3 separate regions of the Homo sapiens genome follow, and all the other regions are linked to region 3. The links are chromatin loops, found by intact Hi-C in ENCODE. Cell type or tissue: PC-9. All regions are shown on one strand. Links, peaks and the distances in the headings refer to the core of each region. The heading gives the core; the rest is flanking DNA.

Evidence for each region. A loop is a pair of places that touch in the nucleus more often than their neighbours do. Peaks named below come from ENCODE experiments on the same cell type or tissue, not always from the same donor. Only the 100,000 strongest peaks of a DNase experiment are listed, where the experiment ranks them.
Region 1: a loop joins it to region 3, with 2.7 times the contacts of the local background. A loop is called at or near these places in 4 of 110 quality-filtered maps.
Region 2: a loop joins it to region 3, with 5 times the contacts of the local background. A loop is called at or near these places in 23 of 110 quality-filtered maps.

The regions. Positions count from the first base shown.
Region 1 is chr9:70,014,766-70,025,824 of GRCh38, forward strand. No RefSeq gene overlaps it. Among named protein-coding and RNA genes, the nearest start is that of MAMDC2, 24 kb to the right of the region's middle. In PC-9, for the core only: no CTCF peak of the experiment used is centred there; a DNase peak (open chromatin) is centred at 6,536; H3K27ac peaks cover 1,052 bases.
Region 2 is chr9:70,049,887-70,060,945 of GRCh38, forward strand. The region is part of intron 2 of MAMDC2 (MAM domain containing 2); the gene reads left to right. Among named protein-coding and RNA genes, the nearest start is that of MAMDC2, 12 kb to the left of the region's middle. In PC-9, for the core only: no CTCF peak of the experiment used is centred there; DNase peaks (open chromatin) are centred at 4,255 and 4,875; H3K4me3 peaks cover 711 bases; H3K27ac peaks cover 2,532 bases.
Region 3 is chr9:69,966,264-69,977,322 of GRCh38, forward strand. No RefSeq gene overlaps it. Among named protein-coding and RNA genes, the nearest start is that of MAMDC2, 72 kb to the right of the region's middle. In PC-9, for the core only: CTCF peaks have their summits at 5,840 (motif pointing right) and 6,041; no DNase peak of the experiment used is centred there.

The DNA of each region.
Region 1 (11,059 bases), core at 1,903-9,902, 49 kb after region 3:
TCTCACTCTGTCGCCTACGCTGGAGTGCAGTGGCGTGATCTCGGCTCACTGCAACCTCTGCCTTCCAGGTTCAAGTGATTCTTCTGCCTCAGCTTCCCAAGTAGCTGGCACTACAGGCATGAGCCACCATGCCCAGCTAATTTTTATATATTTTTTAGTTGAGATGGGTTTCACTATATGTTGGCCAGGCTGGTCTTGAACTCCTGACCTCAGGTGATCCACCGACCTTGGCCTCCCAAACTGCTGGGATTACAAACGTGAGCCACTGCACCCAGCCTAACATAAATTTCTTAAATAAGCAGCCAATAGAGTCTTTTCAGGCCAGTGTCAAAACTGAACCATGCAAGATTTTCTTCAATATTGTAAGGAGGTTTTAGTAATAGGGAAAAGAAGATGTGGGATTAATTTCTTCCATGCCAGCAAAGCATGCTTTTTTCAAATCCCTGTTTCTTCATGGCTTCCAAGGTATCTGCAAGTCTTTCTTCTACATACACCTCTCTGACTCATATGGCCAAGTGGAAATTGCATACTTTACAAAAGAGTTACCCAAACCTGGGTTGGAAACTCAGCTCAACAACTGACACACGTGTGTGCCAAGCAAGTTAGTTAACTTCTATATCTCCTGACAATGGAGGTGATAAAACCTAAAACCTACCTCTTGGGAAAGGTAAAGAGTTAATATATGTAATGTGCTAACACCAAGTAGAACCATATGTAGCTGGTGTGTGTGTGTTTGTGTAGCTACATGAATGAAATGCATTGATGGGGTTCAGGACATGTTACTCAAAAATATGGCAGCTTGGCATTTGGAAAAACAGCAGAAGCAGGAAGATCACTCTCACTTTCCCTTATTCTACTCCCCTAAAGCAGGTCATAAAACCTTCATTCCAGAGGTGCTCCCCTATACCCACAGGAAAGGAATGTCCTTGCCTCTAGAGACACAGAGGCACAGAGAAGAATCTGAACAAACAGGCCTTGCTAAGATCCTCCCAGTTTATTACCATTAGATCATACACTCTTTGTCCAAACATACTTTGCCACAGCTATCCACTTCTTCATTAAACTTAGCATAAAAATACATAGGTTTCCCTGTTTCTTTGGGTCTTAAGCCTCCTATATCATGTAAAACTTAAATACACTTGTATGGTTTTCTCTTGTTTCTACCTTTTGTTATAGGGGCCTCAGCCATAAACCCAGAAATTAGTGAGGAAAGACATCTTTCCTCCCCAACAGTAACCTTGTGTCTATATGGCTTTACATAATGCTGTCACTTCAGTTCTTCTCATTTTGATGAGGATATTTGATATAAGCATCTTTTTCTAATTGCAGGGACAACTTGGACTTTTATACTGATCCTCATGGTACAAATGGAGTTGTCCAGTTAAAAAAATAATTCCTAAAAGTGGCCTTTTGTTCAGACGTTGTAGTGTTACTGGTTTTGTTTTGATTGTGTGTGTGTGTATGTATGTATGTGTGTGTGTGTGTATCTCCTAATCTTTTAGTTCTTTCCATTGCCACAGTTTGTCTCCTGCAAGCCTCTACGAGAAGTGGTCCTGGTGGCTGTCCAGTTGGGCAGTTGATGGAGCTGCTCCAACTCCCTGATTTCAGAGTTTCCACTGGCCTCTCCACCATGCTCCTTCAAATATGTCCTTAGCTAGTTTAGTACTACATGGACTGCTTGCTCTAGCAAATACGTCTGAATGATTTCTTTTGCAAGAAAATTATATAAGATACTTTTTTTCCCCACAGGAAAACAGCCCCCTGGTGTCTGATGGTTAAAAATGTTATCCTAGATCTATCAATGAGTAAATTCTCTGTAAGTGAATGAAGCCTTAGGGGGAGAAGGGATATTCACTCTTCAAGGGCACCACTGAATTACTTTCTCATAAATTTGAGAGTCCTAAAAGCATTTTTTTCTTCGCATCCTGAGAGCATTTGAACTTGTTTCAAAAATGCATGCCATAAAAATTAAACGACAAAGGTATCAGATGTGGGTAAGAATTCAGAACAAGAGGAAAAAGCAGCCTTATATCGTTGCTATTGTCATGTGGCCAGTTTGTTCCCAAGCTTCTCAGTGGTCAAAATAGAGAGAGAAACTCTCTGTTTTAAGAGTTATAGTGTCATAAATGCAAACGAACTTTTTCTCAAGCCAAGAGGGAATTCTATGTGACCTTTCTCCTAAGGAAAGCCATTACAATAACTCTTAAAGTCCTAGTTTGACCCAAATTTCTGGACAACTCAAAACCCTAGAGACATTTTGTCACTTAGCTTGGGCCTAGGGAAAAAGTGTAGCAGCGTTTATGTACACACAGACCGAATGAGACTATAATCTCTAATCCCCTATGCTTGGGCGTCTGAGTGATGTGAGCCTGCCCTGGCTTTTCCATGTGGCAGCATTATGTAATGTGGTATAATTGCAAACAGTACAAATGTGATTTTAGGTCATTTTATTTTTTTTGAGACGTAGTTTCACTCGTCTCGCCCAGGCTGGAGTGCAATGGTGTGATCTCGGCTCACTGCAACCTCCACCTCCCGGGTTCAAGAGATTCTTGTGCCTCAGCTTCCTGAGTAGCTGGGATTACAGGCACCTTGCCACCAAGCCCAGCTAATTTTCGTATTTTTAGCAGAGATGGGGTTTCACCATGTTGGCCAGGCTGGTCTCAAACTCCTGACCTCAGGTGATCCCCCAATCTTGGCCTCCCAAGGTGTTGGGATTACAGGTGTGAGCTACCATGCCTGGCAGATTTTAGATCATTTAACTGAAGGGAAAGTTGTAATAGGTTGGTGCAAAAGTAATTGTGGGTTTTGCCATTGCTTTTAATTGCAAAAACCGCAATTACTTTGGCATCCACATAATATTTATCCTTCAAGGGTGTGCCAAAGTATCTCTGTCCTGTGAAGTTCTGGGGCATTTCAGAAATCCCTGGCGTAACCCCTAACAGAGTAGCAGAGATCTCCTATGGCCTCTGCATTGATATGTCTCAATGAAAGCAGTGCAGTGATTCACTTTCATGTCTGCTCCTCAGCTAGCCTGTGAGAGTCCTGAGGGGAGGCTGCCTCTTCTCTTCCATCATTGAATGCTGGCACCCAGCTTGGTGCCTTCTACCATGAACATGAAGCAGAAGAATGAAGATGATGTGCTAGTCAGTTCTAAGTGCTTTACATGGTTTTTCTTATTTAGTCCTTCTAATAGCTGTATGAGGTAGTTACTCTTATTATCCCTATTTTACAGATGAAGAAGCCATGGCCCAAAGAGTAATTTCCCTCTTTACCGGAAGTAAATGTTAGAAGAGAGAATTTAAGGCCATTCTCTCAACCAATACACTAGAATGAAGACCGAGTCTGAATTTTTAAGGAGGCAAGCCAGTCTCGGGCTTGGGAGGCTCTAAACGTGCCAGTGGGTTGTGTCACAGGAAAAGAGTAAAATCTTGTGTGTATTGAGATGCTTCTGTTTGAATTCTCTCTTATTCTCACAGTCCCAGGAATGAGGTCCCTCTCTTATGGCCAACAAGCATTATCTTCAGAAGCCGTGGGGTATTTGTAGGGGCAAGCATGGCTGAGCAAACTGAGCAGCTTTATAGATCTTTATTTCTTAAAGATTCTTTATTTCTTAAAGCGATATCATTTTAAAATTTAGTAATAAAGCTAAATAGGTGTGTGGATGGCACTGCATTAACTTATTGGAAGCTACCAGATAGAAAAATAGAGGCAATAATCTTTGCATCTAATTTCTCCTAAATGTTTACTCTCTCTGAAAGCAAAGTACCATTTACAATTTTGTGTTAATTCACTCTAAACTCAGCAGATTCTTAAGTGGTCTGACATCTTTAAATAGTTTTCTGGGGGAAAGAATGAACCAGTTGAACTAATCTAATGTTGTCATTTGCTCTAACATTTTGACAAATAACCCCTGTGCTGAAAGAGAACTATGTTCTTTTGATACGCTTCACGTATTTTTTTCCAAGGGCATCCCAAATGGGTTGACTGCAAATATTTCTACTAATGAGATGGTCTTGAAATATTACTGCTGTGTTATAGGCATAAATAGTGAGTTTCATTAGGTTTCTTGAGTCCCACTTGGATGGCATAGTAAATCTCAGAATAACTGTGCATGGTAAATAGATGAAGAGCTTTTTGGATATAATTAATTTGTTCTAACATACCTACTAGCTATCTTAACATTGCAGTTCTAACTCAGTCTCAAGCTACTTTAAGTACATAAAACAATTTAGAACTGTTACAGGGATTCTTCATGAGCCCAAAGGGTTACTACCTTAAAAAAAAAACTCTCCAGTTTGAGAGAGACATGAAGGTATCAATTAAATTCTTCCTTTACTTCACTAATATTCACTGTAATTTAGTTATCATCTCAGCTCTAACACCTGTCACCTAAAGTGCTATCACGCAGCATATTCACAATAAATCTAACTGAATCAAATCCTTCATGTTCTGTCCTAAATGATAGATTGTACTTTGTCAGTTCTTGGATGATTGTTCATTTAGGTGTAAATCCTGATGAACTCAAAGTTTTATGTGTAAATGTGTATTGGCACTGAGGTAGAAAGAGGGGTTTTTTGAAGTGTTAAGAATTCTCTTCTTCCTCAGGTACACTGATTATTCTTAGGTTTGGTTATTTAACGTAATCCCAGACTTCTTGGAGGCTTTGTTCATATTTTCTTATTCTTTTTTCCTTGTTTTTGTTGGATTGGGTTAATTTGAAGACTTTGTCTTTGAGCTCTGAATTTCTTTCATCTGCTTGTTCAATTCTATTGCTGAGACTTCCCAAAGCATTTCGCATTTCTAAAAGTGTGTCCAAAGTTTCCTGAATTTTTTATTGTTTTTTCTTTAAGCTATCTATTTCCATGAATATTTCTCCCTTCACTTCTTGTATCATTTTTTGGATTTCCTTGCATTGGGCTTCATCTTTCTCTGGTCCCTCCCTGATTAGCTTACTAACTTCCTGAATTCTTTTTCAGGTAAATCAGGGATTATTCTTGGCTTGGATCCATTGCTGGTGAACTAGTGTGATTTTGGGGGGGTATTGAAGAGCCTTGTTTTGTCACATTACCTGGGTTGGTTTTCTGGTTCCTTCTCATTTGGGTAGGCTCTGTCAGAGGGAAGGTCTAAGGCTGAAGGCTATTGTTCAGGTTCTTTTGTCTACAGGATGTTCCCTTGATGTAGTACTCTTCCCCTTTTCCTATGGATGTGACTTCCTGTGAGCTGAACTGCAGTGATTGCTGTCTCTCTTCTGGGTCTAGCCACCCAGTGAGTCTACCTGGCTCCAGGCTGGTACTGGGGGTTGTCGGCACAGAGTCCTATGATGTGAACCGTCTGTGGGTCTCTCAGCCATGAATACCAGCCTCTGTTCTGGTGGAGGTGGCAGAGGGTGCAATGGACTCCATGAGGGTCCTTACCTTTGCTGGTTTAATGCTCTATTTTTGTGCTGGTTGGCCTCCTGCCAGGAGGTGGTGCTTTCCAAAATCATCAGCTGTAGTAGTGTGGATAGGGACCCGCGGTGGGCATATCTGAGCTCAGACTCTCCCTGGGCGGTTCTTGCTGAGCCTGCTGTGGCAGATGGGGGTGAGATTTCCAGGTCCCTGGACTTGTGTACCTAGGAGGATTATGGCTGCCTCTGCTGAGTCATGCAGGTTATCAGGGAAATGGGGAAAAGCTGGCAGTCACAGGCCTCATCCAGCTCCCACACAAACCTCACTTTCACCATGCTCCCTGCAACAGCCCAGAGTCCAGGTAGAGGGCAATGGGCTTGAAAATTTGCCCGAGGCTATCCACCTCCCAGCTGCAAAAGAAAAGGACTTGGTTCTTCCCCGGCCTGTGAAGTCTGCACACTTGATTCGCACCCTCCTCCGAGGGCTTTTCCAGTGTTAAGGACCACATCATAGTTTCTCATTATTTTTCTGGGATTATATGGTTTTTGTGCTTCTGATTTATACCAGGAAGTGCCTTGGGCACCTGGAAGAAATCACTGAATTCTACTAAATTTTTCATTTGCTTATAAGGGCATCCTTTGCCCAAATAATTTTTTAATGCTAATTGGGCTATGCTCTTGGGAGTTGTTAAATCATCCAAGCTTATAGCAAAAATAAGAAGTTGGCTAACATGTATTGAATGTTTATTATGTGTTAGGCCTTCACTAAGTGCTTTATATACATTATCTCACTTCATTCTAGGAGACTGTGATTGTCACCATCTCTCATTGACAGAAGAAACTGAGGTTCAGTGAGGTTAAAGAACTGCTAAGTGGCGCAGCTGAGATTCGAACCCAGGCAGTCTGACGCCAAACCTTGCACTCTTGAAGCTATAATAACTTTACACCCAGTCAGCACCCCTCCCAGCAGGCTGGCCCAGAGCCAGTCAAGCTGAATGGACAAAGACTTGTTAATCATGAGAATTAATCATGTATTTCTCAGAGGAACAGACTGGGCATTCAGATGTCTCTTTGTTTTCTCTCTTTTCATTTTTGGAGTGACACCGTTGAAAGATATTTGGAACTCTTGAATGAAAAACACTTGGAACTTAAGCTTACTTTTTAGGAAAAAATAAAATCAGGGTATTTCCTTTCCATCACTACCATTCCAGTTCCTTTGGTCTGGAGTTTCCCTATGCATTCATTACTCAGAGCAGTTACTTTGAATTTGTCAGCACATTACAATGCAGTTATGCTCAAGAAATACGGCAGTTTTCCCCCACCACAAAGGCTGGATTTGTTTTGGTTTGTCATCAGTGTAAAACAAATTTCCCTTCAACAGGGTAATATAATAAAAAGCCACATAACTACAAAAGAAGATATAGTAAGTTAGACCTAGTCAGCACTATAATTCTTTCTTTCTAATTAATATTTCTGAAGTATCTGTAGCTGAAACAAGAAAGATAAATCACTAATATGACCCCAAAGTCTAAACAAAAGCTTATTGCCTTGGAGTATATTCATTTATTTTTGAAGCACATGTCAGATTTTAAAGGATGACCCTGTAAAAATATTTTAACTACTTAAAACATTAGCTGCAAAGCTGCCATTCTATCATCTTAAGTTAAATGCTGAATTAAACTAGAATTGCTTGTTGCCTTGTCTTTCCTGTAATGAAATTCATTAATGATGGTGTATTTATAGTTTATCTCGAAAAGGTTATCTTCTTTTGTATATTGCCCTCTTTTAATTAACTAAGGATGCTTGAAAAATAATTGAAGCCTAAAAGTCTTTCAGATAGATTTATTATTTTCCTGTTAAAGTAACAAGGTCACTTTTATTTAAAGGATCAAGTTAGCTTGCTTTACCTGCAAAGCAATCTGTAAATCATGCATTTGAGAGGTTCTTAGGAAGATACCTTTGAATTCAGGGTTGCAATTTAGTTGCGCTAAGATGAAGAAGATTGGGAAACAAAAACGGGAGTCTAGAGGTCTGGAAGACTGGCCCTCTTGCCCATTTGCTGAGTTATTTCCTCTCCTGAACATCAGATACCAATAAGTCACCAGGACAAGAGGCAAGATACGTAGGGTGGAGTTGCAGTGCAGCTGGGAATCAATGTGTTTGGACTTTTGAAAGCCGTAACATAGAACACTCTAACAGTTGTAAATAAAGTTCTAATTTTATTATTTGGATATTTTGTGTGCATCAATTGGACATTTGGTGATTCTTGCTCAACATATTGTTTTATAGATAGTCTATGTATTTGAAAGGAACAAAATGTCTGCCCTGGCTTTCTGCATACCATAATTTGCTTGACAGTGGTGAATTTGATGAATTTCCCAATACCTTGGTGAGGAAGCTATCATTTTCGTTGTAGAACCAGGGAAGCTAAAGAGCAGAGAGCTTAAGCGATTTGCTCAAGGTCAGTTGGAGATCAGGGAATATTTGGCTCCAAACTTCCTGTGCTAATTATTATTCAGTTGCTCTCTCTCTGATTTTTGCCCTTATTAATAACTGGTTTTTCTTTTTTTAGAATTGAAGAAAATAAATCTAAAAACCTTTCTAAAAGAAAACTAATTTTTGATATTTTTGTAGTCGATAAGCCCATTCGGCTATTCTTGATTCCAGGTTTCTTTTTTTTTTCTTTTCTTTTCTTTTTTTTTTTTTTTTGACAGGGTCTTGCTCTATTGCCCAGGCTGGAGTGCAATGGCATGATCTCAGCTCACTGCAACCTCTGCCTCCTGGGTTCAAGTGAGTCTCCTGCCTCAGCCTCCTGGGTAGCTGGGATTACAGGCACATGCCACCACACCCGGCTAATATTGATTTTTAGTAGAGATGGGTTTTCATCATGTTGGCCAGGCTGGTCTGGAACTCCTGACCTCAGGTGATCCGCCCTCCTCGGCCTCCCAAAGTGCTGGGATTACAGGTGTGAGACTCTGGCCGATTCCAGGTTTCCTAAATCTTTTTTTATTGCACTGAAATGGGGAGGCTTGAACATAGATGACTGTTATTCTAATGCCCAGACTTTCAATATGCTGTGCTGACCTTTGGTTGCAAGACTGTCTCTATGTTATCTGAATTCTTTGGGGTTCTACTCTCAACATTCAATTCTCATAACTCTGGTATAACCTGCCCCTTGCTGTGCAGTAGATCTTACACAAAAGATCTAATAAAAATCATTTTTTATTTTCTTTTTTCTTCTATCTCCCATCTAGAAAAACACCAAAGTACAGGGGTAATGAAATAAATTATCTGGTCAATTTCCATTTCATTTTGATTTCCAAAATTATTAATTAATTATATTTTTTATTGTGGTAAAATGTACATAATGTAAAATTTATCACTTTAGCTATTTTTAAGTGTACAATTCAGTGACATTAAGCTCATTCATATTGTTGTACAATCATCACCACTATGTATCTCTGCAAATTTTTTATCTTCCCAGACGAAATTTTTGTACCCATTAAACAATAATTCTCCATCCCCTTTAACCCTCGCCTATTCTACTTTTGTCTTTATAAATGTGATGGTGGGTACTTTATATATGTGGAAGCATGCAATATTTGCCCTTTTGCATCTAACTTATTTCACTTAGCATGATGTTTTCAAAGTTCATCCGTTTGTAGCATGTATCAGAATTTCACTGCTTTTTGAGGCTGAAAAATACTTCATTTTATGTATATACCATATGTATTAGTCAGGGTTCTCCAGAAAAACAGAACCAATAGGATATATATAGGAGGAGATTTATTATAAGGAATTGGTTCACACGATTATGGAGGCTGAGAAATCTCACAATCTGCTGTTTGCAAGCTGGAGCCCAGGAAAGCCAATGGTGAGCTTCAGTCCAAGTCTGAAGGCCTGGGAACCAGAGCAGCCGATGGCATAAATTTCAGTCTGGGTCTGAAGGCCTGAGAATCAGAAACACTGAGGGCAGGAAAAGATGGATGTCTGTGCTCTAGCAATCAGGTAAGAAGGGCCAAATTCTTCCTTTCTCTACATTTCTGTTCTATTCAGGCCCTCAATAAATTGGATGATGCCCACCCACATTGGGGAGGGCAAACTGCTGTCCTAAATTCCCTGATTCAATGCTAGTTTCATCTGCAAACAACTACACAGACACACCAGGGAATAGCGTTTAGTTAAATATCTGGGCATCCTGTGATCAGTCAAGTTGACACATAAAATTAACCATCACAACACATTTTAATTATTTATTCATCTATTGATAAACATCTATTGATTCCACCTTTTGACTATTGTGAATAAGGCTGCTATGAAAATTGATGGACAAATACCTGTTTGAGTCCTTGTGTTAGTCTGCCCTTACATGGCTAATAAAGACATACCCGAGACTGGGTAATTTAAAAATGAAAGAGGTTTAATTGACTCACAGTTCAGCATGGCTGGGGAAGCCTCAGGAAACTCACAATCATTGCAGAAAGGGAAGCAAACGTGTCCTTCTTCACATGTTGGCAGCAAGGAGAAATGCCTGGCAAAAGGGAGAAAAGCCCCATATAAAACCATCAGATCTCATGAGAACTCATTCACGACCATGAGAACAGCATGAGGATAACTGCCTCCCACTAGGTCACTCCTATGACATGTGAGGATGATGGGAAGTACAATTTAAGATGAGATTTTGGTGGGGAGACAGCCAAACCATATCATTCTGCCCCGGCCCTTCCCAAATCTCATGTCCTCACTTATCAAAACGTAATCATACCCTTCCAACAGTCCCCCAAAGTCTTAACCCATTCCAGCATTAACTCAAAAGTCCGAGTCCAAAGTCTCATCTGAGACAAGGTAAGTCCCTTCCACCTATGAGCCTGTAAAATCAAAAGCAAGTTAGTTACTTCCTTGATACAATGGGGGTACAGGCATCGGGTAAATACACCCATTCCAAATTGGAGAAATTGGCCAAAACAACAGGGTTACAGGCCCCATGAAAGTCTGAAATCCAATAGAGCAGTCATTAAATTTTAAAGTTCCAAAATGATCTCTTTAACTCCAAGTCTTACGTGCAAGACACACTGATGCAAGAGGTGGGCTCCCATGGCCTTGGGCAGCTCCGCCCCTGTGGCTTTGCAGGGTAATGCCCACTTCCCTGCTGCTTTCATGGCTGGCATTAAGTGTCTGTGGCTTTTCCAGGTACATGGTACAAGCTGTCGGTAGATCTACCATTCTGGGGTCTGGAGAACAGTGGCTCTCTTCTCACAACTCCCCTAGGCAGTGCCCCACTGGGGATTCTGTGTGGGGGCTCTAACCTCACATTTCCCTTCCACACTGTCCTAGCAGAGATTCTCCATGAGGGCTCTGACCCTACAGCAAACTTCTGCCTGGACGTCCCAGAATTTTCATACATCCTCTGAAATCTAGGTGGAGGTTCCCAAACCTCAATTCTTGTCTTCTGCACACTTTCAGGACCAACACTACATGGAAGTTGCCAAGGCTTGGGGCTTGCATCCTCTGAAGCAACAGCCTGAGCTGTCTGTTGGCCCCTTTTAGCTACACCTGAGATGCAGAGCACCAAGTCCCGAGGTTGCACAGAGCAGCAGGGGGGCCCTGGGCCCAGCCCATGAAACCATGTTTCCCTCCTAGGCCTCCCAGCCTGTGACAAGAGGTGCTGCTGTG
Region 2 (11,059 bases), core at 1,220-9,219, 84 kb after region 3:
GCCTTGGAGGTCATCCAGTGCTGCCTCCTCCTACACAGACCAAGTCAGGCAGCCCTTGGACATTGCCTCAGCTCCTTGGCTCTCCACCAGTTCTTTTTCCTCCAGCATTGGAGGAAACATCCCTGTCTCCACTCTGGGTTCTAAACTCTGAAACTTTGTTGTGTTGGAAACTCTTCATCAGAGAGCTAATTATATTTCAGACATGTGGAAGAACTCAGATTCCAAAGATGCAGTGTTTGGGGCCAAACAAAGCCACAAAACACTACATTTTATGCCATACCATGTAACATGTATTCACTCTTTCAGATGTATAGGGATCCCACCCGTCTGTGATCTTCAGCGTGTAGAAAAGAGCCTGGCACATAGCAGGTGCTCGATATATATTTGTTGAATGAAAGAACCTGTTGAATGACTGTATTAGATCACAAACATATCCTTAAGTGTTTTCCTACGTGCTCCTGGTTCATTCTGCCCCTTCAAAGGTAGTTCCTTATCATGAAGAACGGCTTAAGCCTCGTGGTTAGTATAAGCTCTGGAGCTGGGTGACTTGGATTAGAATCCAGGCTCTGCTCTTTCAAGCTGTGTGGGCTTGGGAAAGTCATTTATCCTCTCTATGTCTCAGTTTCCTTGGCTATAAAATTGAGATAGTAAAAGTACCTATCACATGAGATTGTTGTGAAGACTATATACATTAATACGTTTAACACAGAGTGAGCACTTTATACATGTAACCTGATGTTATTCTTACTATTACTTGATGTGTCTTTTATCAACATCATAAACTTTATAAATAAACATTAGTTTTTCTAACTCAGACAGCTTTCCAAAACAGCTTTTGGGGACCTAAGGAGAGTGTGGTTTTCTTTTGCTTATAGTTATGCCATCTACTCTTCATTCCAACCAGAGAAAGAACCTTACTTTTCTTATTTGGCTCTAGTTTAAGCACTGGTAAGCCTTATCTCACTTTTGTGTGGCTGAACAAGGTGTGGATATAAAGTAATAACACTGAGTTTCATACTTAGTGTGTAGTCTATCCCAGCAGATGATACATTTTTCTCTATAAATTATTGGTTGTTGTCAAGAATGCTTTGCTTTCTGCTTCATTATTCTCCCACCCCAGCCTGCTAGTGCCTCAGCATCAATTGGCTCCATTAGTGATGGTGCTGGTGCCTTCTATGATCTCTCATCTCCTAAGTTCTTGGACAAGATCCTAACCCTTGGCCTTCCTGTCAATCAGTCTGGGTGCTTGAGTTCTCTTGCCTGACCCCTCCACTTGAGATTTAACCCAACTGGGGTGGTAATATCTGCCTGCTAAGCCTCTACTGGCTTCTGTGGATGTAAGCTGTGTCTGGGCAGCCTCCTCCTTATGAAGGCCAACACCCCATCTGGTTTCCTCCCTACTCAAATTAGAGTTGCTGAATGGGAAGTGGCTACCCAAATCCTGGCCTGATCCCTAATAAGACACCTAGGGATTTTTAGGATGTTTCCCATACCATAATTGCAGAAGTCAGCTAATATGTGGGGAGGAAAAAAATAATTTTTGTCAGAGGACTTTATGCTTTTGTTGCCATCTTCAAATCTTTTAGCCTATAGTTACCATGTTTTGGTAACTTGTATCTTGGGGTGTAATATTCATTTAAATATTTTGGTTCTTAAAATAACAGAACCTCTTTGGTAGATCACCCCAGCATCAGTCTTACTTCTATATCTTTTCAAACTATTAGGTTTTGAAGAAGTTGAGTGAAATCCATTTATGTTAGTAGAGGTGATGGGTATCCCAATAAGTAGAGCTAGCAGGTAGTTAAACTTGTCTTGGGTATCCTTGTTGGTCAACCCTGATTTTTGTGTCTAACAACTATCCCAGCACTCTCCTTCAATTTTTCTTATGCTTTTCTTAACCAACTAAATCATATAAATGTAGTTATGCATTCAGGTCTAGGTTCTTGGAGTGTTTGATTACATATCCATCTATTTATATCTATTTACCTATCTAGATAGATAGAGATAGATAGATAGATAGATAGATAGATAGATAGATAGACAGACAGATAGATAGATATAGTTTCACCTACAGAATGGTTCTCAGCCCTGGCTGGAAATTAAAACAGGTAAAAAAAAATTTTTTTAAAGCTATATCCAGGTCTTACTCCAAGAGGTTCTGATTTATTTGTCCAGAAATGGGACCAGACTTGGCATCATTAAAAAACAACACACACTAACAGACTCCCTAGGTGATTGTGATATGTGTCCATGGTTGAGGAATGTGTATTGGAATGGCTTTCAACTCCCCAGCTTCTCCAGATGTAAGAAAGAAGAAATGCCCTCGTCTTAAGTATCTTTTGATGATTAGCAATTACCCACAGGCTAATGTGCAAAATGCCTTGTTTGGCATTCAAGGCCCTTCACAGTTTGCTCCAAATTACATTTCTCCTCTTCCTTCCCATTAATCTCTAATGTGCTGTTCATTCAACATGCCCTTTACTTACTTGCTTCTTGTTTTATTTGCAAAGTTCTCTTTACCTGTATAATGCTGCTTTTCTATTCTCCTGTCCCATGCTCATCTATTTAGGTTCCACCTATGCTTTAAGGTCCAGCTTTTTCTTAAAACATTCCATAACTTTTCCAGATGAAAACCCTCCCTTCCCATGGCTCTCTGCACTTTCCACTGTGTAAGTCTTCTTATTGGCATCTCCTGATAAGAGTCCCCACCCTGTCACCTCATCAGACTGTTATGTCTCTGAGAACAGGAATCACATCCTCCTTACAATGCCTGATAATATGTGGCATCAACAAACACTTTGAATTTAACCAATCTGTAAAGCCATTGTTGAGATTGATGGAAAAAAAATAAAAAATCCTTAACATTTTTTTCCTGTAGTAAAAGAGGTTGTGTTTAGTAATCCTTCCTACCATGGGACTTCAAAGAGTTTGAAGGCTTATGCTGTAATTTCCAAATATAACAGCAAAGCAGTATTACAGCTTGTCTCACCAGTACATGGCCTGTTTCATCCCTAATTTGCCAATGGACAAAAAGCTCTTGGATTATTTACCCATCAGGGATGCCTAAGTCCCTTGACTCTCTGCCATCACAAACAACCACAATGCAACCTTGAGAGTGGCACTGCTGGGGCTGGAAAGTATTTTTTGGCAAGGGATGACCAGACTTTGAACTAGCTATGGAGAGCGGGTGTTTCTGAGGTACTCAGGTGTGAGATGTCCATAGCACCCACCTTGATGGTTAAAAGCACATAAGGATATTTGTCTGCTCTGGGAAGAAGTTCTTATATATGGTTATGACAAATGGAGAAAGCAGAGGATCAGGTTTGCAAGTCAGATCTTCCAGGATATTTGCTTTCTCTACTTTGTGAGAAATTTGCATGTGTTTTATGGGATTCTGAGGCTAAGAATAAGATAATAAAACAAGTGGTATCATTACCATAATTTCATTGCATCATGAATAAATAATATGTTTTACAGAAAACCCTACTGCAGACTATTCATACTGTGAACAAGCATCTAAGTGTCTACTATCCATCATGTTCTATGTTAGTAGTTGGAGGACATAGTACATGAGTACACACTCCATAGGGTTCACAGTCATGGTCCCTGCCCTTGGTGGCGGCCCTAGGCCAATAGAGGACACAAAAACCCACAATTGTGGTAGAAGGTAAAAGGAATTGTGTGCTAGTCAAGGCTTTTCATTTGATCAAGCAGTGAAGGAGGTATTGGAAGGTTGTCAGTTAGCTCTCAGAATCAACAGGAAGTATAGAGAGCAATATTTGGGCAAGAGTAATACAGAGATGCAAGGTGTAGGCAAGATACTTCTGGAAGAGGCATTTGTGTGACTTTATCACTGGACATTTGTTACTTCACTGCTGGACCTGCCTGTTCATTCAGGAGCTGTGAGGAGGCTCAATTTGAGGGAGATAGAATTGCCAATGGGGAGGCTAATTAGGAGGCTACCCATGTATCTAAGGAAGAGATTATGAGGGCCTGAATTAGGGCAGGGGTGTTAGGTGTGAAAGGCAAGCAGTAAATAAAGCAACTTAAAGGGGATTAAGTTGGTAGGGCTTGAGTACTGATTGATAGGAGTAATGAGTCAGAGGAAGAGTGACTCTGAAATTTCTAGTTTGGGCAGCTGTTTGGTTGATGGTGCCAACAGTTGGGAGAGTTCCAAGAGGAACTTCATGCTTAGGGTAGAAAAAGATATGATCAGTTCTGAGCTGCCTGGGACACATCCAAGTGGAGACTTCGAGCAGGGCATTGATGTAAGAATCTAAAGATCAGGTATAGTCTGGGCAGGAGTATGGGAACCTTTAGCAGAAAGGTAGTAGTTAAAATTACGAGCAGAGATGATATCACCCAAGGAGAATGGATAAAGTAATAACAGCAGGAGGCTAAGAAAAGATGCCTTGAGCTCACATTTAAGGATTAGGTATAGGAAGGAGATGGGGACATGAAAGAAACAGGAAGAACCGGGCATGTATGAGAAGAATTAGGAAAGTGGAAGATTGTAGAAGCAAAGGAGTTAGGATTTTCAAAAGGAGGACGTGATCAGTGGGGCCCCATGCAGTAGGGTGGAACAAATGGGAAATGTCAATAGTTGGTAAAGACTTCTCAGCAAAAAAAGTTTAGATGTGAGAAGAAAGGGGTTCAACCATACCTACAAAGAAACTTTGAGATGAAAGTTTTATTTTTTTTTTCGTTTTGTTTTGTTTTAGGAAGGGGGGACTTGAGCTTGTTTCTATAGTAAGGGGAAGGGACCAGCAAAGAAAGAAGATTGAAAAGAGGGGGGCTTCCTTGCTAGCTCTGGATTAGATCCAAGTTCCACTTTGATGATTCAGAAACCCTAAGAGCCTGGGAATTCCTTTGTACCCGTATAATTCCAAGTACCCTCCACTGAGTGGCTTGTGGGCACTGGAGTGTCGACTTCAAATGTGTGAAATTTTATTTCTACTGTAAATACAGGGGAGGTGGGAGCTTGGGCTGAATCTGTGGTAATTATGATGTGCCCTGGAACTTACTCATTGAAAAACAAAAACAAGGCCAGGCATAGTAGCTCATCCCTGTAATCCCAGCATTTTGGGAGGCTGAGGTGGGCGACTATCACCTTAAGGCCAGGAGTTCAAGACCACTCCTGGAGACTTAGCGAGACCCTGTCTCTTTAAAAAAACAAAACAACACAAAAACAAGTCTTTTATAAGCTGCAGGAGAATGTTTTAGGTCTATGGGAATGTTACTGTATAATATATTCTATTTCTGTTATAGAAGTAGTTCCGAGTGAGAAGTACACAGTGAAACTTAATGAGATAGTTATGCAATAGCTTCCTATGCAGCCCAGGTCTGTGATCTATAGGTAGCATTTAATAGTGCCTGACAAGCACATTTACTTTCATCATCTTTAACTTTCACAACAATCTTGAAGGTGGTTATTATCAGTATTTTACAGATGAGAAACTGTGAGACACAGAGAGATTAGGATAACGTGCCCAAAGCAACTCAGTTGGAGAGTGGGAGAGTGGGGATGTCAAGCCAAGCTCACCTGGCTTGAACTTCAAGTGGTCCTAATTCACTTGGAGTTGGATGATGCTTTTGTTATTCCAGAGGTCAACACCAAGGAAGTCAGACTTGCAAGTTGTACGCTTCTCTGCAGAAGGTGGGGAACCTCTGCCTCCATCATCAGTGTTGATGATGTCCCAACATTACAACTCCTTCCCTGAGTTCTAGGCCCCACCTACAACTAGTGTGTCTCCCGGGCAGTGGTGAGCCTTTGGAAGGCATCAAGTAGAGACAGAGAAATGTAGTTTTTACTAATTTCTTTTCCATAACAGATTAGAGTTTGCTCTTGGAACCATTTGAAGGATTCTCTTCTCAATCCTCAGCATAATCTTGGAAGAGAACTTCAGGGAAATTTTATAGCTTGACCTAAAATACTTTGGCAGTCTTAAGGAGTATTCCTAAACTTCAAGTTCATCTATTCCTACTGTGAAAGAATTAAAAGAGTACACAAATAAATGTGCTTTTGCAAGCTGGTTGCCCTTCTAGATAAGAATTTTGGTACTTCTTCATTCTATTACTCTTAATAGAATGGCAATGTTTCTATACAGTCCTGTGATATATAACTTTGCTAGATGCTTAGAGAAATTTCCATTCCTTATTTGAAAAACTTTTGCCTCACTGCCAAGGAGAGCTGAAGTGTTATTTGGGGCTATGCTTATAAAGAGGATGACTTTAATATGCTTTTGCTTCAGTGAGGAGCTGACTCCTTCGTTTACCAATATTTTATGACCAAAACAATCTATCCAAAACTACAACTCAGGAAGTTTTCTAAGTGTCTACAGATTTCTTCTATTTCTTTGACTTTATTAAAAGTGAATAATAGGGTAGACTGTTGGAGAATTTTCTCGTGAAGTATGTTTTGATCCTATATTAGCCAACTTTAAAGTATAAGCTTTATGGAAAGAAACTCTGGTTTTCCATTACAAATCCTGAAAATTGGCAACAGCCATCTGAAATCCCACTGTTGTTTCTAAAAATCTTTTTTCTTTTTCATAAATTCTGGTGAGGAAAATGTGAGTTAAACTTTAGTATCTTTGTTGTCAACTTATGTTGTCAATATAAAATATTTAAACTACTTATACATGGTTCTGTACTGAATATTGTATAATACAAGATAAGTGATGTTGGGGATAACACATCTGAAGATGCATTGTATTGGCACGCGGCGTGATTCATTTTCTCTTGGGCTTGTGGACTAGGACTTATAGTACTTGCTTTAAAGCAGGGGTCCCAACCCCCAGGCCACAGATCGGTACCGGTCTACTAGAAGCCCAGCCACACAGCAGGATTGAGCAGCAGGCAGGCAAGCGAGGCTTCATCTGTATTTACAGCCACTCCCCATCACTTGCATTACCTCCTGAGCTCCACCTCCTACCAGATCAGCAGCGGCATTAGATTCTCATAGGAATGGGAACCCTACGTAATTTGCACATGTAAAGGATCTAGGTTGCGTGCTCCTTATGAGAATCTAATGCCTGATGATCTGTCACTGCCTCCCATCGCCCCTAGATGCAACTTTCTAGTTGCAGAAAAACAAGCTCAGGGCACCCACTGATTCTACATTATGGTGAATTGTATAATCATTACATTATGTATTGCAATGAATAATAGTAGAAATAAAGTGCACAATAAATGTAATGTGGTTGAATCATCCTGAAAGCATCTTCCCACCCCCTGGTTTGTGGGAAAATTGTCTCCCACAAACCAGTCCCTGGTGCCAAAAAGTTTGGGGACTGTTGCTTTAAAGAGTATTGAATTCAAAAGAAAATTCTGCTAACTGTTAGAAATCAATCCCAGGTTTTTACACCATCCCCTATTAAAGAACATATCAATAATTACCAATGATGTCTTAATTTCTGTCATGATCAAGTTTGATCCAAGTGGCCCTCTTGCCTATCAAGTACGCTATTATGCAGCTTTTGAGAGAGGATGAGGGTGACCTATGTGTGTAACAGCTTAAAGCAGACAGCTCAGTTGCCTCAGAATATTCCTCAAGCTTCTTGTCTCTCCACAAACTCAGCTACTCACAATAAAAACTGCTAGAAGATGAAAAGGGTGCAAAATGGTTTATATTTTTAATTAACCCCTTTAATTTGTCAAGATGGTTATTAGGAAGTCATTCGTACTTTGGGGAGCATATTCCTGTCATAAAATAAGTTTGGACACATTTATGAGCGATCTCTTGCTGAGCACAATATTAGCCTAGTAGTCTAAGAATTCTTAGAAAATTAATTGGTCTTGGAGAAATAGATAATATTTGCCATTATTTCCATCCTAATGTGCAGTGAATCATAGTCATGCACAAAAGGCACCGGATTTTAGACTCAAGTGATTTAAAGACTTTTCCTTGGAGACGTTGACAAAGGAAAAAGCCTGGAGAGAGACCATCTGAGATTTCATTTCATTCTCCTTTAAGTTTCCATCACAAACCACCAGGTGTGCTGCAGAAGGACTTGCCATCCAGGTGCCCTCAGCTGGGAGCTAAGGGTGATGCCTGGAATGTTTTATTTCAGTATTTGAAAGTAGATACCTTGATAATCGTTTAAAAATTTTTATCCTTAGATTTCATTTGAGTTGCTAAAAATAAGCTCAAAGACCAAAGTGACATTTGCAAGCATTTGTAGAGCACTGAGTGGGCATGTTGGCATTGAACTTGAAGATTCAATAGGAATATGAATAATGACAATTATTTTATTGAACAATTATTGAGCAATTATCACCAAACACTGTGCTGAGTGCAGGACATGCATCATCTTATTTAATTCTTATAATCCCCCTATGAAGAAAATGTTCTTTACAGATGAAGAAATTGGGATTTAGAATTTTTTTAACATTCCCAAAATCATAGAGCAAGTTATTGGTGGAGCCTGGATTTTAACCTAGGTTTATCTCCGAAGACTAAGAACATAACCATTCTGCTTTGTCACCTCTCTGTTTACATCCTCTCTTGACATGGGGTCTCAAAGGGTCCTTGTGATAGAAATAATAATAGTTATAAAAATAGATAACCCATATGGAGTGGTTTCTTTTGGGTATATATTGTTCTCCGTGTTTTTTATTATTAATTAGTTTAACCCTCCCAAGGGCCTGGTGAGGGTGGGTCATTTTTTATCCCCATTTTACGGTTGAGACAGGTGAGGCAGACAGAAGCCTGCAGGTCTTCAAGATCCTAGGCAGCAGGGCTATATTTTGTAACAGATTTCCTGGCTCCTGCCTGCCTTCTGTGAGGGATACAGCAATTGCAACGTTCATTTATTTTCTGCTGCACTTTGAGGCAAGAAACTTTTCTACTTGAGTTCTGATGTGAGTGACTAAGAGAAGCATGTAGAAACATTAGTTCTTCTAGGTTCTCCCATACACAGGGAGAATTGAATTCGTATTTGAGGAAATGAGTTCTAACTTGGGAAAATTTGAAATCCATCATTTTCTTTAGAAATGGCACAGTGCCCTGGAACAACAAGAATTTTCTGCCTGGTTCCAAGTTCCAAATGAGATTAACTTGAGAACTCCTGTGAGAGTCTCACACTCAGAGGATCCCCACGACTGACCTACATTCTCTGGACAAATTCCAGTAGAACTATGTTTCTTGATCATCTTGATGGACTTGTTTTGAAAATGAGTGAAGTATCCTTATACAAAGAAAAATGAAAATGTAATATTTGCCTGCTTGGGTTTTGCAAAAAGGCATATGAACTCAAACGGGTAGCGAGGTGAAGCAGGAAACACCACAGAAGCCTGAGAAGAGGGAAAATCCTTCAACCGTGGGATAAAGGCAGAGGAGTGAGATCAGTCTTCTGTCTTTCCATCCTGTAGTGGGCAATGTCTCTTGACCCATGGCATACGAGCATGCGTCTCTCATTTAATTCTTACAACCCAGTGACGAAGGTACCCCTTACAAATGAAGAAACTAGGGTTTAGATAGTTTGTTTTAACATTTCCAAAGTTCATGCTATGGGACATGAACATGTGCATTAGGAAGCCACAGGAGAATAATGACCTGTGTTCTATTATCCTTCGTGTTAAGCTCTTCTTTCATGACCCCCTCCCCTCTTTCCTCCTCCCGCTGGCTCTTGGTTCTTTATGACTTGCTTTCCCAAGCCTAGAACAAGTTCTTTCCTCATTCATTCAGGTAATCTAGTGCCATTATCACAAAACCAACGCCATGTTCCACAGTTCAAAGACAGTTTCAATAAAGTACAGGTAGAGAGAAAGCTTCTGCTACAACATTCAGTTCTTTTTGGCCTCAATCCTTGAAAATAGATTTCTTCATCGTTTTTTCCAGAGACAGTGTAATGGCTGATGGCTATGTTAGGATCTATTAGAGGCTAAGGGGCTGAGATCAAAGGCTATGTTCTTGTGAAGCCTACACTGCCACACCCAAATACCCAATTCATGAGCTCCCTTGACTGGAGGCTCAGTACACTTGATTCACTGATGAATTAAATAGGTAAGGGTGTGCACTAGTGTCATTTCCTATGCATGTCTGGAACCCTCTTCCTTCAGACCTTCACACAACATTCTGTGTCTCTTCATTCAAGCCTTGGTTGAAATGTTAGCTTCTCTCCTGAGCTAAGATCGACCTTAAGTTCAACCTTCCTCACAGTCACCTGATTGTAATTCTTTCACTAGGACATTGGCTCTCTGATATTTTTCTTGTGGATTTAATTATTTGTTCATTGTCTATCAACCCTGCTGAACTCTAAGCTTTGTGTTTATTGTCTATCAACCCTGTTAAACTCGAAGCAAAGAATCCCTCTCACTTGTGTCACCAGATTCTCCTGTGCCCAACACAGTGTTTGGCACTGGAGAGACACTCAGAATATGTTTGACAAATGGATGAATGAATCTTAGTCCCTGTGGCAATTCAGCCTTAGCAATCTATGAAGGCTGACACCTTGTCAGGCTTTTTTAAATAAAAAGAAATAACAGATGAGCTCGAGCATCATGGAGACTTCCTGCCTAAGTGATGTGCTTCCCTCAGGGATGTATCTAGGCAGAAGCAGTGAATAGAAAAAATGAATTTTTCAGTTATGCTTTCATCCTGCTGTTATGGCACCCCCAACTGTCCTTGTCTGCTGGTTCGAATGAGTGTTCCACTGGGAAAACAGATTTATTTCCCAGAAACAGGATAGCATTTTCTTCTTTTGACAAATCTAGAAAGCAATTCCTGCAGCAAAGAAAAGATATATAACATGCAGATACTAAATTCCAAGACACTGCCCAGTCATGAGTAAGAAGGTGTGTGTGTGTGTCTGTCTGTCTGTCTGTGTCAGAGAGAGAGAGAAAGAGAGAGAGACAGAGAGAAATCCTTAACTAATCTGTGGCTAGGTCTTCCCAGTCCCAGATGTTGAATTGGTTGAATGAATTGTTTAAACAATTGTCTTAATTCTCTTCCCTTCCCCTAAGAGAAGCCACTGATACCTGGAACCCATCATGGTACTCAAACTTCAGGTAACATGGAAAACACTCTCTCTCATCATCATGGATTTTTCTTTTAGGA
Region 3 (11,059 bases), core at 999-8,998:
CCCCTATGATTTTCTATTGTTACCACCATTCTGTTTGGGATGGGTGAGATCTGCTCAATTTTTAATGCTTCAGCTCAATGATGAACACATGATTTCCCAGAACATTCCAAAATTCAGTGGTGGTAAAGCTGGGACATTCAACAAGACTGTACTAAACATCAAGAGAAATGAGATAATATAGTTTACAAAACACAGTCACCTCTTATGAACATTTGAAACAGTGTGCTTTCCATTTATTTCTATTTTTGTATTTCTGTCCTTGCTTTCACAGTATTGAAGAGTGTAAGGAGCACATGCAGAAGAGCACTGTGGGCTCCCTCCACACTCAAGTTACTAGGCGATGGGGGAGAAAACCTGTCATCAGAGAATGGCCAGGAAGAGTAGCCCTCCCTGTCCCATGTGGTTTCTGCCATTATGTGTGTGTGTTTTAAAATCTCTGTGAAGTTCACTTATATCATCGCACTCATTGTTAATGCTGCTGTAAAAATTTAAAAAGTGGCTTAACACAAATGTATGTATGTATGTATATATTTATTTATTTATTTATTTTTTGAGACAGAGTCTTGCTCTGTTGCCCAGGCTGGAGTGCAGTGGCACAATCTCGGCTCACCACAACCTCTGCCTCCCGGGTTCAATTGATTCTCCTGCCTCAGCCTCCCAAGTAGCTGGGACTACAGGCACACACCACCACGCCCGGCTAATGTTTGTATTTTTAGTAAAGATGGGGTTTCACTGTGTTGGCCAGGCTGGTCTTGAACTCCTGACCTCATGATCTGCCTGCTTTGGCCTCCCAAAGTGCTGAAGGCGTGAGCCACCGTGCCCGGCCTTATTTATTTATTTTTTTTAGAGCTAGGGTCTCACTGTGTTGCCCAGGCTGGACATGAACTCCTGAGCTCAAACAATCCTCCCACCTCCTCAGCTTCTCGAGTAGCTAGAATTACAGATGTGTGCCAGTGCACCTGGCCATCTCAAATGTATTATCTTGGAGTTCTGGAGGTTAGAAATCTGCCACGGGTCTCACTGGGCTAAAATCAAGGTGAGGGCTGTTTTCCTTTCTGGAAGCCCTAGGAGAGAATATGTTTCTTTGCCTTTTTAGCTCCTAAAGGACATCTCCATTCTTTGACTGATGGTCTCTTCTGTCTTCAAAGCTAGCAATGCTGTATCTCTGGGCCCTTCTTCTGTGGTCACATTCCCTCTGACCAGTGGGAAAGGCTCCCAGATTTTGCTAACTCGTGTGATTGGGCCCATCTGGATAACTCAGAAAAAATACCTCATCTCAGGGTCTTTAGTCACATCTGCAAGGTCCCTTTTACCATATAAGGTAACATATTCATAGGTGCTGGGGATTAGGATGAGGACATCTGTGGAGGGCCATTATTCTGCCCACCATGGTTGTGCAAACCACTTTTGAGTGGAAGAAAAGAATTCTATCTGAAACAAAAAATGACTGCAACATCTTCTGCTTTCTAGGAAGGGGATGTAATTCTTCAGGGTAGATTTTTTTTTCTTAATTTTACTTTTCTTAGGAAAACACTATGATGCTCTCGAGGTCTTTTTAGTGGTGAAAGGCAAAGCCTTCCTGGGCTTGGATAAGATGGGACTTGTTTAGAAGGAGAAGCAAATTGTTCCAGATAATAAAGTATCAGGGACTTTGGGAAGCTTCACAGAAACACACACATCCAATATGCATCATGATCCCCGGCCACTCGTCTACATGCTGAAATTAAAGAACTGCTAATTTAGACTCCAGTGAGACTGGAATTCTACAATCCCTCTTTTTTCATGATCTTTTATAGGAGCACTTCTCTTGACCTTCTTACTTTAGGTTGCCCACATGCAATTTTACATCAAGGAAGGCATAAAGTGAGGCCTTTGCCTTAGCTTAGGGTTTACAGAGATTCTTCCTATGCCCTGTTCCAAGGGGAAATCTCCCACCCACTGCCTTGCAGGTTTTGGTCAAATATTAAACACAAACACACAGACTACTGGGGACATGGGGAAGGGGAACATGTTAGTGTATTAGTTACTTCTTTGTAGCTCATAATTTTTGTTTTATGAATCGGGGAACATTTTTCTCTCCCCAACTCCTGTGATCCTACATCTTTATTCATGCAGTTATCCCTCCTTGGAATATCCTCCTTACTTCTACCATCTACCTGAATTCATTCATCTTTTGAAGGTCTGGTTCAGGCCTGGGCTTCTCCCTCTATAGCATCCTCTGTTTGTACAAGAACAAGTGATACACTCCCTTCTTCGAACCATGATTCCTCTTAGCATACCACTTCTCACTTCGTCATCAAAGATTTTTCTCTCAGCATTTTGGGAAGCCAAGGTAGGAGGATAACCTGAGGCCAGGAGTTTGAGACCTGCCTAGGCAACATAGCAAGACCTCATTTCTCCAAAAAACTAACAAAAAAAATTAGCCAGATGTGGTGGCTGGCACCTGCAGTCTCAGCTACTTGGTAGGCTGAAGTGGGAGGATTGCTTGAGCCCAGGAGTTCGAGGCTACAGTGAGCTATGATTGCAACACTCCATTCTAGCCTGGGTGACAGTGAGTCCCTGTCTCAGGAAAAAAAAAAAAAAAAAAAAAAGCAAGGAAAGAAAAAGAAAAAAAGATCCCCCCCATCTTTTTTTTCTTTTTAAGGAGATATTTTGGGGGGGTTTCTGAGTGCCTGAACCATGCCTTATGCATTTAAATTTTCATGGTGCCTGGCACACAGTACATAATAATTGTTGGCTGTAGTAGACAACTCTTATTTTCTTTGCACAGAACATTTTCCTTTGTCTAAAAATAGCGTTCCTGCCATCATGGAGAGGGGAGAAAGACAATAAGCATAAGTATGTAAATAATATTATAGGCCAGGTGCGGTGGCTCACGCCTGTAAGCCCAACACTTTGGGAGGCCGAGGCAGGCAGATTGCCTGCGGTCAGGAGTTCGAGATCAGCCTCACCAACATGGTGAAACCCCGTCTCTGCTAAAAATGCAAAAATTAGCCGTGGGTGGTGGCAGGCGCCTGTAATCCCAGCTACTCAGGAGGCTGAGGTGGGAGAATCGCTTGAAAACAGGAGGCGGAGGTTGCAGTGAGCCAAAATTGTGCCATTGCACTCCAGTCTAGGTGACAGAGCGAGACTCCATCTCAAAAAAAAAAAAAAAAAAAAATTAAAAAAAGGATATGATAGAAAGCAATGTGTGAATAGAGAAAAAACTAGCATGAAGCAGGATAAGAAGAACTGTGAGTGCCAGGGGAGGGAAACAGGCTGCGATTTTAAATGGGATGGTCAGGGTAGGCCTTGCTGAGAAAGTGAAATCTGGGCAAGGACTTGAGTGAGGTAAGGAAGAGAATCCTGTGGCTATCTCAGGGAAGGATGTTCCAGGCACAGAGAACAGCCTGCCCAATAGCTGGAGTAAGAATGGGCTTTGGTATCCTTAAAGTGGAGCAAGGTGAGCAAGTGGGTGAGAAGTAGGAGATGAAGTCAACAAGTCATTAGGTGGCCAAGATCACCAAGAGCTTTGAAGGCCTCATAAGGCCTTCCCCTAACTCCTGTCCAACCAGGTGGTTTCAGAGGAGTCTCCCTGTCTGAAGTGGTCCTTCCTCGCTTTTATCCAATTGTGTGGCTCCCCATCAGTCACCATTATTTAGTCCAGGGGTGGATAGAGGACTCTGTCTATTCCAAGCAGAGTTCTTCCATAAAAGTGTAAATCTGAAAATGGAAGGAAAGAGTCAGGATCTGTTCCAGATACTGCAGATGGGCTCTCTCAGCTCCATTACAATCTCTTGTAACATGACTGCAAATTACAGGAAGGAAAGTTAAAGAACAAGGCTTAGTCAGTTCAGGCTGCTGTGACAACTGGGTGACTTAGATGACAAACATCTCTTTCTCATCATTCTGGAGGCCAGAATTCTGAGATCAGGGTGCCAGCATGGTTGGGTTCTGATGAGGGTCTTTTCTGGGTTGCAGACTGCTAACTTCTCTTTGTTTCCTCACTTGGTGGAAAGAGGGCCAGCTAGCTCTCTGGCCTCTTCTTATAAGAGCACTAATCCCATTCATGAGGGTTCCACCCTCATGACCTAATTCCCTCCCAAAGACTCCACCTCCTAATACCATCACACTGAGGATTAGATTTCAACATATGAATTTGGTGAGGACACAAACATTCAGCCTATAATGAAACACATCACCCAGATTCTTTAATAGCTTGGTTTTTCTGATAACTTAATTGACCCCAGTCAATGCCCTTGAGAGATCGGGAAGGCAGAATTTCACATTGTGGGCTGTTTTGGGGCAAGTATGATACACAGACTTTTTTTTTTTTCTGTGACAGGTGCAGCTGAAGTCCCAGTGGTTGGTTCTTAGCTTTGTGGGTATCAAGAAGCAGAACATAGGCCATCCATTTCACTTGCACAGAGAGCAGCAGAGGCTTTCTGACTGTGGCAGGAAACTGCACTATTGTTCTGGAAGTCAGTCCAGGAATCTCAGCCTAATTCCTGCATCTCCAGCTCTCCCAGTGATTTTGCAAACACCTAATTGTAGAGTGGTGGAGGGAGCAGGAATCACTTGGTAAAGCATGACCCCTGGGTGTATGCTTTCTGCGTGAACTTGCAGGAGAGGTGGCTGTTTTCTGCAATGATTTAGCCCCTTACTGCAACATGAAATATGGGAGCTTTCAGTGTTTATGTTTCCTACTATGTGGAAATGCTCATTTGCAGAGAGACTGACTGAAATCAACACAGACTGAAGCATAAGGAAAGAAAGAGGAAGAGTTGAAGACCAAGTTTAGGCTATCACTACCCATGAGGCCCCATAACACACATTCCTCTCTCATCATTTTGTTATCCAACCTACCTTTGATTTTGAGATACTCCAACATCTTTACTATGAATTCTTTTTTTTTTTTTTAGACAGGGTCTCACTCTGTTGCCCAAGCTGGAGTGCAATGGTGCGATCTCGGCTCACTGCAACCCTCTACCTCCCAGGTTCAAATGATTCTCTTATCTCAGCCTCCCGAGTAGCTGGGATTACAGGCGCCCACCACCATGCCCAGCTAATTTATGTATTTTTAGTAGAAACGGGGTCTCACCATATTGGCCAAGCTGGTTTCGAACTCCTGACCTCAAATGATTCACCCACCTCTGCCTCCCAAAGTGCTGGGATTACAGGCATGAGCCACTGTGCCCTGCCAAATTCATTCTTTTATTTAAGTTCATTCAAGATGGATTTCTGTCATTAGCAAATCAACAGTTGAATTGAATTGTGGTGAAGAGTACCCTGATATTATTACTGGGTTATTACTTCTAAATCATTAGTTTATTAATTGTGTGTATTCGTCTCTTTCCTCTCCAATTTATGGTTACTTATTTTGATTGTGTAGAGTTTGAAGTAAGAAGGTCAAACTTAAGACGAAAGGTTAGGTGTGCTGTGATTCGCAGCCACAGCTTCGTCCTAACACACTGCCGGAAAATCACCTCAAATTAAGGGGCCTGCTGTTGGCAGGGTAGAAATCTATTTTTAAGAAGTAGAAGTAGCATATAAATGAAACACATATGGGTCATGAAGCAAACTTCTCCAGCTAAAACGGTGATGCCTACCTACAAGAATGCAGCTCTCTATCACGTGGAGGCAGTGCGCTGGTGACAGTGACAGCAGTTTCAAAAGTAGAAAGACAAGCCCCTTTTTCACTTAAACCCAACCGAGTCACAAACAATCCAAACGCCAGACCCATCCTGCCCCAACGTGTGACCTAACTGAAATTTCTAGCAAAATGTTTTTGTAGCCACCTAACTAGCAACTGTAAACTAGCACCCCCTAAGCCTTTCTCGTTTCCGCCACTGGGTGGCAGCCAGCTGCCAGGTGTCAGATCAGTGAGGAGACAATTTTCTTGGTAGGGGGAGAGTGCGGTCATCCCACGTGCCCTATTTGGGAGTGATCCCTCACTCATACCCCTTGCTGAAAGCATACACTTGGTGGTCTTGTTTGACCACAGAATCCCTTCCCCCTCTGTTACTCCTGGTCCTCAAATCCCTTGATCAGCCCCTGGAGCAGCCAATCATTGACTAGTCAGGGTCCCACCAGATTCGTTCTCCAGAAAGTAAAGTGAGAAAGGGGTGACCTAGTTGGTAGTGAAAGCTGGAGTTCAAAGATCTCATGGACCAAAAAGCAGAAGCAACGAAAGAAAGAAAGAAAGAAAGAAAGAAAGAAAGAAAGAAAGAAAGAAAGAAAGAAAGAATAAAGACTTCATCAAAATCAAAAACTTTTGTGTGTCAAAAGACACAATCAAGAAATTAAAAAGAACCCACAGAATGGGAGAAAATATTTGTAAATAATATATCCGATAAGGGCCTAGTATCCAGAATGTATAAAGAATTTTACAACTCAATAACAAAAAGACAAACAATCCAGTTTTAATCTTGGACAAAGGATCTGAATCGACATTTATCCAGAGAAGATAGGCAAATAACCAAGAAGCCCATGGAAAGATGCTCAACATCACTAGCCACTAGGGAAATCAAAATCACTACTTTATTCCCAATAAGAAGGCTATATATATATATTTTTTAAGTGAGTGTTAGTGAGGATGGGGAGAAATGAAATTTTCATATATTTCTGGAATGTAAAATGGTACAGCCACTGTAGAAAACAGTTTGGCAGTTCCTCAAAAAGTTAAAAAATATGAAAAAAAAAATTACCAAATATGACCCAGCAATTCTACTCCTAGAAATATACTCAAGAGAGTTGAAAATATCTGCTCACACATACGTTCATATATAAAAGTTCCCAGCAGCATTGTTCACAGCAGCCAAAAGACAGGGTTAACAACTCAGATGCCCACTGACTGATGACTGGATAAGCAGAGTGAAGTGAATCTATACAAGGGTTTTGGGCATAAACCTAGGAGTGGGATTGCTGGGTCATATGATATTCTATGTTTGACTTTTTGAAGAACTGCTAAACTATTTCTGGAAACTAACTTTTACCTGCTTCTTCTACTGCTTGAGGTACTGGATGGATGATAAAGAATATGAAATCAGCAGTCAATATTTGTGGCCATGTACTCTACAGTTTCACAGAGCTGTTTTCTTTCTTTTTTCCTTTTTCTTTTCTTTTTTTTTTTTTTTGGTACAGAGTTTCGCTCTTGTTTCCCAGGCTGGAGTGCAATGGTGCAATCTCGGCTCACTGTAACCTCCACCTCCCAGGTTCAAGTGATTCTCCTGCCTCAGCCTCCCTAGTAGCTGGGATTACAGGCATCTGCCACCACGCCTGGCTAATTTTTTGTATTTTTAGTAGAGTTGGGGTTTCACCATGTTGGCCAGGCTAGTCTCGAACTCCTGACCTCAGGTGATCCACCCACCTCGGCCTCCCAAAGTGCTGGGATTATAGGCACGAGCCCCTGTGCTGGGACACAGAGCTGTTTTTATCAGATAAGCTTTTACTGAGCGCTTACTGTGTGCCAGGTACTCTCCTAGGACCCAAGGACAAAAAGATTAGTAAGACAGTCCCTGTCTCTTCAGGACTTATAGTCCCAGGGTGGGGTATGGAACTGGACTGATTTAAATGGACAGAGAAGTGCGAGAGGCAGGGAGGTGGTTTATGCCTGGAGAGACTTCTACTCTAGTGGGGAGAGAGACTGAAATACACCCCCCACCGCCGACCTCCGACACACCCCAAACACAGGAATCATGTTGAAACAAGGATGGATTTTGATATAAATGAGGGTTTTTTGTTGTCGTTGTTGTTGTCTTTTGAGGCAGAGTTTCACTCTTGTTGCCCAGGCTGGAGTGCAATGGCGTGATCTCAGCTCACTCCAACCTCTGCCTCCCGGGTTCAAGCGATTCTCCTGCCTCAGCCTCCTGAGTAGCTGGGATTACAGGTGCCCACCACCACACCTAGCTAGTTTTTGTATTTTTAGTAGAGACGGGGTCTCTATTTGAGACCCCGAGGTCAGGCTTGTCTCGAACTCCTGACCTTAGGCGAGCCACCCACCTCGGCCTCCCAAAGTGCTGGGATTACAGGCGTGAGCCACCACACCCGGCAAATCATGGGTCTTAAGCCAAGTTTTGTTTGATGTAAAAAGAGGTGAGAATTCCAAAGATGAAGAGGCCCTCATTGTGTGGAGAGACAGATGCTGGGCTACAGCTCAGGGCACTGCAGTGTTCATGCCAGCTTGACCACTAGCTGACTGTGTGAGTATCTGTATTTCTCTGGGCCTCAGTTTCACCGATTTCAAAGGTAGAGAAGTGGTGTAGATAATCTCTGTGGCCCTTTGAGGTTTGTACAAGTTGCTTTTCCTACCATGGAGTAACATGGAATTGGGAGGGAAGAGAACCATAAAGCTTCTTCAGATGTTTTATAGGCTTTTTCTTGTGGAGGTTGTAGGACTGAAGGGATGTTCATGTACGTGGCTGGGGCAGGGGAAGGGGGATGAAACTTCACATATACCATCAACATTTGACTAAATGATCCAGTTTCTGCCACCCACTGCCCAGGTATGACATGTTTGTGCCTAAGACTGAGACAGAGGCCATGGAAACAAGGGCGTAGGGGGATCATATTAGGGAAATACAGCATTTGGAGAGAATAATTCATCATACTTATTGTAGTGTTCATAGAGGCAAAGCAGGGAGCAGAAGATGAACATGTCCTTAAGTGGCTGGAGCTCAGAGCCGACTCTGATCACAGGGTGTTGCCTCCACCTTTCCACTCCTTCAGTTTTGCCAGACTCACCTTCTCTCCCTGCATCACCTCTCAGCGTCCAGTCATTCTTTATTCTCTTAGTCTTTCAGTCCTTTTCTGACTCACCTAACATCCTATCAATTCTGAACACCAAGCCAGTCATGGCCCTGCTCCCACCAGCCCGCAAATGGGTGGCCTCTTGGCCTTCCCACCCTGTCTTTCACATCAGTGAGAACTCATCGGATTCCTCCATCCCTGACGTAGGTTACCTCATCCTTCTTTTTTGAACCCTATTTCTTGGAAAATTCTGTGTCTTCTTTTTATCTCAGCCCAAATCCCTGTAGTCATGGCTAGTTCCTGACACCTGCTCCTTTAACAATCCTGTATATCTTGCAACTTTGTCTCTCTTTATTGACATTTTCCAAATGATACATTTTCCCAAGTCTCTTTTTATTAAAAATAAAACAAACAAAAATGACTTTTTTTGGCTTGGGTTTAATAAACAGAGTAATGGTAATTTTAAAAAATGAATAAATTTAGTATTTTAACCCAGTCTCATGGTTGTTGTTGCAACTTGGTGAAACAGAACTTTGGATCTGGTTATGGAATGGAAGGACATATTTTGAATAGGAACCCCAACTCATATGGGCTTCATATTAAGAGGAACTGAAAATCCAAAGGAAGGCCGGCCAAAGGGAACCCTTGGTTTTATAGCTCAATGATGTTATCAAGAACCTGATTGCTTTCATTTTTTTGTTTCCCCTTCCATGGTGTCGACTTCATCTAAAACGAAATTTTCTTGTGGTCCTAAGATGGCTACAAGCAGCTCTATGGGCTTCCTGTTCTCCTCAGAGGCAAGAGAAGCTCCCTCCCAACATCCCCAGCAGGAGTCCTGAGGTTTTCTCTAAGTAGTCTGACTGAAGTTATGCGCTCACTGCTGAACTAATCACTGTGGTTATGGAGCAAATGTCATGGTTGCCATAATCTCGGCCACATGCTCTACTGCCAGAGCTGGAGTGCAGTTTAGGTCCCTGAAACTACATGGTTCCCCTAAACTAAGTCAGAGGGTTTGTCCTTTACTCATGTACTTCCAGGACCTGAAGGTTGGTTTGGACCCCACTTACTGACACATCTCTAGATCCATGTCTAGCTGGTGCTCTAAGCTTTCTCAGCCCCAGCCCTCCCACTCAACTTGAACACTAGATATTAACAAAGTGCCAGGTGGAAAACTCCAGAATTGTGCATGGCAGCATGTGTGCAGAGATGAAAAGACACAGAGAAGTGAGGAGGGGTGAGGACTGTTTGGTCCTATAATAGTGATGCGGTGATATCATGACTTTAAACTCTCCAAACATCTGCTGGGAGGCTCCTACTGCTAAAAGTGGAACAGCTGATTAGAGGACAAAGGGAATCGAGCTTCCACTTAATTCTGACCAAAAGGAAAGGCCAGTTGGTGAAACAGAAGGTATGGGAAGCATGGGAGGAAATGACTGATTCACCTTGGAATTTGTAATAGCAGAGAAACGGACAAATGGGCATGTTCAGACACATCCATTGGATTTTTTTTTTTTTTTTTTTAGTCTAAGAAAGGCGAAGTGAGCCCATAGTCAGTTTCTAAAAGGGACTATCACTTAAGAAGGATAAGTAGCTTTAGAAAAGAAATGCCTACTCTGTAATCTTGGGTTATTCTAATGAGAAGTTCACTGAGGAAACATTAAAGAAACTGAGTGTGTTTAGGGTACAACCAAACCCAGATTTAGAAGGAACAGAAACAGCCGGCTTGATGGCTCATGCCTGTAATCCCAGCACTTTGGGAGAATGAGGCGGGAGGACCACCTGAGGTCAGGAGTTAGAGACCAGCCTGACCAACATGGAGAAACCCTGTCTCTACTAAAAATACAAAATTAGCCAGGCGTGGTGGTGCATGCCTGTAATCCCAGCTACTCGGGAGGCTGAGGCAGGAGAATCGCTTGAATCCAGGAGGCAGAGGTTGCGGTGAGCCGAGATCATGCCACCGCACTCCAGCCTGGGCAACAAGAGCAAAACTCCGTCTCAAAAAAAAAAAAAAAAAGAAAAAAGAAAAAAGAAAAAAGAAAAAATTAAAGAAAGAACAGAAACAGAATCTGGGAGGAAAGCCACACGTAGTGAAGGCTGAGTGTAACATGTGTCATTCATGGCTGAGTGACACAAATCTGTGCAGACGCAGCATCCCAAAGGCTAATTGTAGATAAGTTGACACTTGTATCTTTTGTAGAGATGAGGTTTCGCCATGTTGCCCAGGCTGGTCTCAAATTCCTGGGCTCAAGTGGAAAATGATTGCAAAGAGGGAAGGCACCCAAGATGGAGCTGGGCACCTTCTAATTTTAGAAGGGGTGTTATAGTAAGCACA